2 separate regions of the Homo sapiens genome follow, and region 1 is linked to region 2. Evidence: chromatin contacts called from ENCODE Hi-C or POLR2A ChIA-PET data. All regions are on one chromosome and are shown on one strand. The core of a region is the stretch at or near the end of the contact, and the rest is flanking DNA. Distances in the headings are between cores, read along the strand shown. Region 1 holds the start of SLX4 (SLX4 structure-specific endonuclease subunit). Region 2 holds the start of SEC14L5 (SEC14 like lipid binding 5).

What was found. A loop is a pair of places that touch in the nucleus more often than their neighbours do. ChIA-PET counts read pairs that join two places held with the same protein, here RNA polymerase II (POLR2A). Pooled maps may share reads with other maps.
Region 1: a loop to region 2 is called in a map of naive thymus-derived CD4-positive, alpha-beta T cell, with 11 times the contacts of the local background. The contact joins the promoter of SLX4 here to the promoter of SEC14L5 in region 2. A Hi-C loop is called at or near these places in 1 of 168 maps with a recorded cell type or tissue (naive thymus-derived CD4-positive, alpha-beta T cell) and 4 of 50 pooled maps. POLR2A ChIA-PET finds 5 or more read pairs at or near these places in 1 of 52 experiments (activated CD4-positive, alpha-beta T cell).

The regions. Positions count from the first base shown.
Region 1 is chr16:3,610,344-3,613,266 of GRCh38, reverse strand. SLX4 (SLX4 structure-specific endonuclease subunit) reads left to right here and starts at 1,661. Exons shown (of 15, transcript NM_032444.4): 1 at 1,661-1,707. It also overlaps a transcript of DNASE1 not described here. RefSeq lists an enhancer at 1,344-1,413 and a silencer at 1,454-1,803.
Region 2 is chr16:4,956,902-4,959,910 of GRCh38, reverse strand. SEC14L5 (SEC14 like lipid binding 5) reads right to left here and starts at 1,581. Exons shown (of 16, transcript NM_014692.2): 1 at 1,466-1,581; 2 at 525-638. The coding sequence starts at 587. RefSeq lists an enhancer at 1,054-1,589 and silencers at 1,393-1,688, 1,487-1,696.

The sequences.
Region 1 (2,923 bases), core at 412-2,911, 1.3 Mb after region 2:
ATGCTTAATAAAAGCCCAGCAGAAAAAGCCAAGTATCACATGATCCCATTTACATAAAATGTACTGAATACGCAAAACCACAGAGACAGAAAGCCGATAAGTGATTGCCAGGGGATGGGGTCGGGGGAATTGCGGAGTGACTACGAATGGGTACGGCAGGTTCGATTTGGGGTTTTAAAACGTTCTGGAATTAGCGACGATGGCTGCAAATCCTGTGAACGTACTGGAAACCACTGAATGTACACTTCTAGTGTGCATTTTATGATACTGTATCTTTTAAAAAACATATTGTCTGCCCTGCAAACTGATTCCTTTACACCTCTCCTGTGTTCATTATTTCAGTGACTGGAGGCACACTACTCTCAGATGTTAAGGCCAGAAACCGGCAAATCGTTAACAACTGCGTCTTGACTATGCTCCATATTTCTCCATTCTTTTCGCTCCACCTCCTAATTCGGGCCGCTCTCACTTTTCATCTAGATTATGTAATAGCCTCCTAATGGGTGTCCTTGCCTCATCTGTTCTCACTGTAATTAGGCCTTTAAAAACAAAATCTTACGCCGGGCGTGGTGGCTCACGCCTGTAATCTCAGCGCTTTGGGAGGCCGAGGCGGGAGGATCTCTTGCGGCCAGGGCTCGAGACCAGCCTGGGCAACATAGTGAGACTCCCCCCCCCGCCCCCACCGCCCGTCTCTACTTAAAAAAAAAAAAAAAAAAAGCCGTGAGCGGTGGCTCACGCCTGTAATCCCACCACTTTGGGAGGCCGAGGCGGGCGGATCACCTGAGGTCAGGAGTTGGAGACCAGCCTGGGCAACAGAGTGAAACCTAGTCTCTACTAAAAACACAAAAATTAGCTGGGCGTGGTGACTGGCGCCTGTAATCCCAGCTACTTGGGAAGGTGAGGCACAAGAACCGCTCGAACCCGGGAGACAGAGGTTGCAGTGAGCCGAGATCGCGCCACTGCACCCCAGCCTGGGCAACAAGAGCAAAACCCCGTCTCAAAAAACAAACAACAAAAAACCTTCAATGGCTCCCGACGACCCCAAGTTGAAGCTCAAACCCTTAATACGATGTGTAAAGTCCCTCAAATACCAAGCCATGGCAAACCTCTGCTACCTTTCCCCCAGGCCCTGGCTGGCTTCACCCTAGCCCTGCGGAAGAGCTCGGGCATCCCCTCCAGGCACCTGAAGCGCGGCAGAATCCCCTCTTCACGTAGCTAACCCTCCCCGACCTCCAGGCCTCGACTCTCACGCCACCCCACCTGAGAGGAAGCTTCTCGGGCCCCCAGGCCAGATTTGGTGCCTCTCCCGGTCCCCCTCACACCGTCCACTCTCCGCTCCACAGGCAGGTATGCCCAGAGGGGGCCGCCGTTGTATCCGCGAACATTTCCTGAGCCAGCTGGGGAGGAACCAGACTTTATCTCACAGCTGCCACAGTGCCTTAAACTCGCCCTAACTCTTTCTCAAAAACTAACAGACTCCACCTGAAGCAAGCGCCGCTTCCGCCTCGCCCCGCCTCCTGCCGACCGGAAGCGCTGGCCGCCGCGGGCCCGCGCCCGGCGCCGCAGAGGAAGACCGGAAGCGAGGCTGCCGCACCACCGCGCGCGCCCGCTCTGCGCCTGCGCGCAGGCAATGCTCCGCGGGGGCGCGGGCGGCGCATGCGCAGGCGCGCGAGTCTCCGTTAAGAAGGTGCCGCGGCGGCGCCGGAGGTAGGAGGAGCCGGGCTGTGGGGCTGGGAGTCGGCACCCGGGAGGCGGAGGTCCTGTCATTTCGGGCCGTTCTCTCTTTCCTAAGGGAGAAGAGCCTTTCTCGCCCGTCTCCCTCGCTGGCTCCGTGGCCTCGGCAGGCCCGCAGCCCCGACGGAGAGGCAGGAGCCGCACTCGGGTGGAGAGGGGCCGGGGCCCGCCTGGAGGGAGGAGGGTGGCGGATCCGGATCCCCACGGTGGTCTCCGTCCGGGCCAGTCCGGGGATCGGGGTTCTCCGTCTGACTTTAGAGCCGTTAGAGTCTTTGGCAGCCCTTTTCCCAGACGGGGAACCCCTCAGCCCCTTTCCGTAGGTCGCCGGGTTGGGGGAAGCGGGAGGGTCCGCCCCTTACCGATCCATTCATTCATCCCTCGCCTGCTGTGAGCCGTGGGCTGCGGTAGGTACGAAGCAAGGAGGCACAAGTCCCCTTCCCTCTGGAAACCTGCAGGCTTGCAGGATCCGTTATGTCATTCAGTAAATCTTGACTGGGCACCTATAGGAGGAGATAGACTGTTGTGAGGTTCATATCAACAGAGATGCGGAGATCAACACAGTTGTGGAGGTGGAATTTGTTCCAGCCGCTCCCCGCATCCAACAGGATAAAATTCACTTTGCCTAGCCTGACCTTCCAGGCCCTTGTGAGCCAATCCTTTCCTCTCCCCGCAGCGTTTTCTCCTACACCTTTCTCTCTACTCCCATTATACCGAACTCTTTGCAATTCATGAATTCAACAAGTAGTTGTGGAGCACTTATTTCAAGTCAGGCACCAGATCAGCCAAAGAGGTTGCAAAGTAATAGATGGATCTCTACCCTCCTGAAGTGTTGAGCTTAATGGGGGACAGATAATAAGCCGATGAATAAAAACACAAGAGCGGATAGTTTCGAACCACACTTCCTGGGTTTGATCCCAGCCCTGCCACTGTGAAAGCTGTTCCTGAACTGGCTTTAGGCCAGTTCCTCATTCTGCTTGCGCGTGTTTCCTTGCCGTAAAGACAGGATGACAAGAGATTCCACCATATAGGCTTCTTGTAAGGATTAAACGAGTTTGACTTGGAAAGCAATTGGAACAGTGCTTGGCACACAGTAAGCATTCGATAGATATTACCTGTTTCATATGATGATAACCTATGACAGATGCCATTGTGAAAACAGTGGGCGATGATAGGGATTAACGGGGATGGA
Region 2 (3,009 bases), core at 332-2,831:
TGTGGGGATCTCAGCCCCGACTCCACCTCTGCGTAGATACAGAACTTAGTGTCATCCCTTCACCTGTCAAAGCCTCAGTTTCATGGAGGTTACATGGGAAAATAACAGCTATCGGGAATTGGAAGAAACATCATCTGTTAAGACAGTGCTGTAAACATTCAATAAACAGCTGTTGTCATTATCACCACCATTCCATTTATCACTGTGATATGCCATTATATGAAATGACAGCAGTGGCTTGGCCCCTGATACCTTTGTTTTCTATCAGGAGAGTCTAAAGTAAGGGAGCAGGTCAGCTTCAACAAGGAGAAGGAAGAAAGACTTTGTGTTTTGGTCACTGGGCCGAGGATAGGATGGTTGGACAGAGAGGTCACTGGATAGAAGTTAAACCCACCAGGTCAGCTGAGTAACTCACTAATTCCTTCTGATCTGGGAGTCTAAGGAGCTCCGTCTTCCTACCGCCATAGCTGATCTCAAGCCCCTCCAACTGTCACATGGGGGCCCAAGAATCAGGAGTCACTCACCGCCATGACCAGCTCAAACGGGTACTTGTAGACTCGGACAGGAGACTGGTATCTTTGCACCATGTTCACGCTGGAGCACCAATGGAGGTCACCAGGCAGGGGTGTGCACAGAGCCTGGGGCGAGGAGTGACTGGTGAGGTTGCAGCTCCCACCTCGGGAAGCAGGGACACCACCCACCAAGTGTAAGGGGCAGCCCCTGGCCCCACCCACACAGCTCCCCAGCCTTCAAATTGAGAAGGCTGATATTCCCCCCAAATTACTCCAGGCCAAGCCCCAACAGCTTCCCTGTCATTAGCCATGGCCCCAGACCACGCTCAGCCTTCCAAGAGCAGTCAGCACCCCCAAACTTTCCTCTACCCCCACCCCTTCACACTGAGGGCCCCCAGAAGCCTTACGGCCACCCACACAGACACACACACATTTGCAATTCTTACACTCCCACGGTTCTATTCACGCATGCACCCCGCAGCTTGCCACAGACTTGCTGGCCTACAGCCCACCCCCGAGTCTCCTTGCACCTGCCCTCCCATTTTCCTCCCAGACACCCTGACATACACACACAGCCTTCACCACATTTCACAGGCACTGTCTCTATCACACACATGTACACACGCAGGTTTCCCTCCCACACGGGACTGCTTTTGCACACGCCTCCAACTTTGCACACACACCCTGAAACACGCACCTGCCCAGCTCCACGCACGCAATTCCCCTGGTGTGCACAGACGTGCACACACGCACACACACCCGTGCGCACATGCACACACACGTACACACACGTAGAGGCAATCGCACACGCATGCACACACAGGTCCCCGCAGCTTTGCTCACCCTCGCCCTCGGGAGCCTTTGGGAATGCAGCCTAGGGGAAGTGCCCTGGAAGCCCGCCTGGCTCGGGAGCTGAGCGCTTACCCGCGCCCGCCTGGCCTGGAGCGCAGTACCTGAGGCGGGGCCCGATCGCGGATCTCTAGCCTGGTGTGTCCCGCCTTGAACACCCTGCGGCCAGGACAGCTGTGGAAGGCCGGAGGGGCGGGAGCGAAACCTGCCGGGCCGAGAGAGCTCCAGGACCCGGGACAGCGGAGATCCTGGCCTGGCCCCGCCCCTGACCTGGTCCCGCCCACGTCCCCGGCCATGGCCCCGCCCAGGTTGGCCCTGCCCCCTAACTGGTCCCGCCCCACTCTGGCCCCGCCCCAGGCGAACTCCCCCTGGTTCTAGCCCCGCCCCTTATTTTTAGATGTCGCTTGTTTGACCACGCCCTCAGCCCAGTCCTTTCTCTAGATTGGTCACACCTCAGGAAGTCCCCTCCCCCTTCACTGGCCCCGCCCTCCAAGGCCCTCAGCCTCGGGGAATGGTAGGCCACAGGACGACCCCGCCCTAATCTAGCTCTGCCTCCAAGCAGACCCTGAGTCCGGGCCGACCCGCCCCGGACCCTGCGTCTGGCCGACAGTACTGTTTACATTTGTAGATAAGCAGAATTTACGCTTTTCTTGCTCAGATTAACCTCGCCCTCGTCCCGCTGCACTTGGGTCTGACTGGCTCCTCCACCTGTCCCCGCCCCACGGCCCGCGCATGCACCTTCGCCCACTCTGCACACCTTCACAGAGCGCCTGCTGGGGGTCAGCCCTGTCCAGGCGCTGGAGAGCCGCCGGTGAGCCACACGCACGAATCCCTGCCCTCGTGGAGTTTATACTACGGTGGGGAGACAGACACTCAATAAATAAGGCAAATATATGATGTGTGAGGTAGTGAAAAACTCTAACGAGAGAAAAATAAGCAGGAAAGGGGCTCAAGGAGCCAGCGGAGAGAAAGGACAATTTAAAACAGGTAAGAGGCCGGGCGCCATGTCTCACGCCTGTAATCCAAACACTTTAGGAGGCGGAAGCGGGAGGACCGCTTGAACCCAGGAGTTGGAGACCACCCTGGGTAACATAGCAAGAACCTATCTCTACAAAAAAATTTTTTTTTAGTTTAGGCAGGGCGCGGTGGCTCACGCCTGTAATCCCAGCACACTGAGAGGCCAAGGCAGGCAGATCAGCTGAGGTCAGGAGTTCGAGAACAGCATGGCCAATATGAGGAAACCCCGTCTCTACTAAAATACAAAATTAGCCGGGCATGGTGGCGTATACCTGTAATCTCAGCTACTCGGGAGGCTGAGGCAGGAGAATCGCTTGAATCAAGGAGGCGGAGGTTGCAGTGAGCCGAGACTGCGCCACTGCACTCCAGCCTGGGCAAGAAGAACAAAGCTCCGTCGCAAAAAAAAAAAAAAAAAATTAGCCAGGCGTGTTGGCACGTGCCTGTGGTCCCAGCTACTCAAGAGGCTGAGGCAGGAGGATCCCTTGAGCCCAGAAGTTCAAAGCTGCAGTGAGCTGTTACCTGGCCACTGCACTCCAGCCTGGGCAACAAAGCAAGACTCGGTCTCAAAATAAATAAGTAAATAAATAAATAAAACAGGGAGTAAGGGGGCCTCCCTTGGGAGAGTGACATT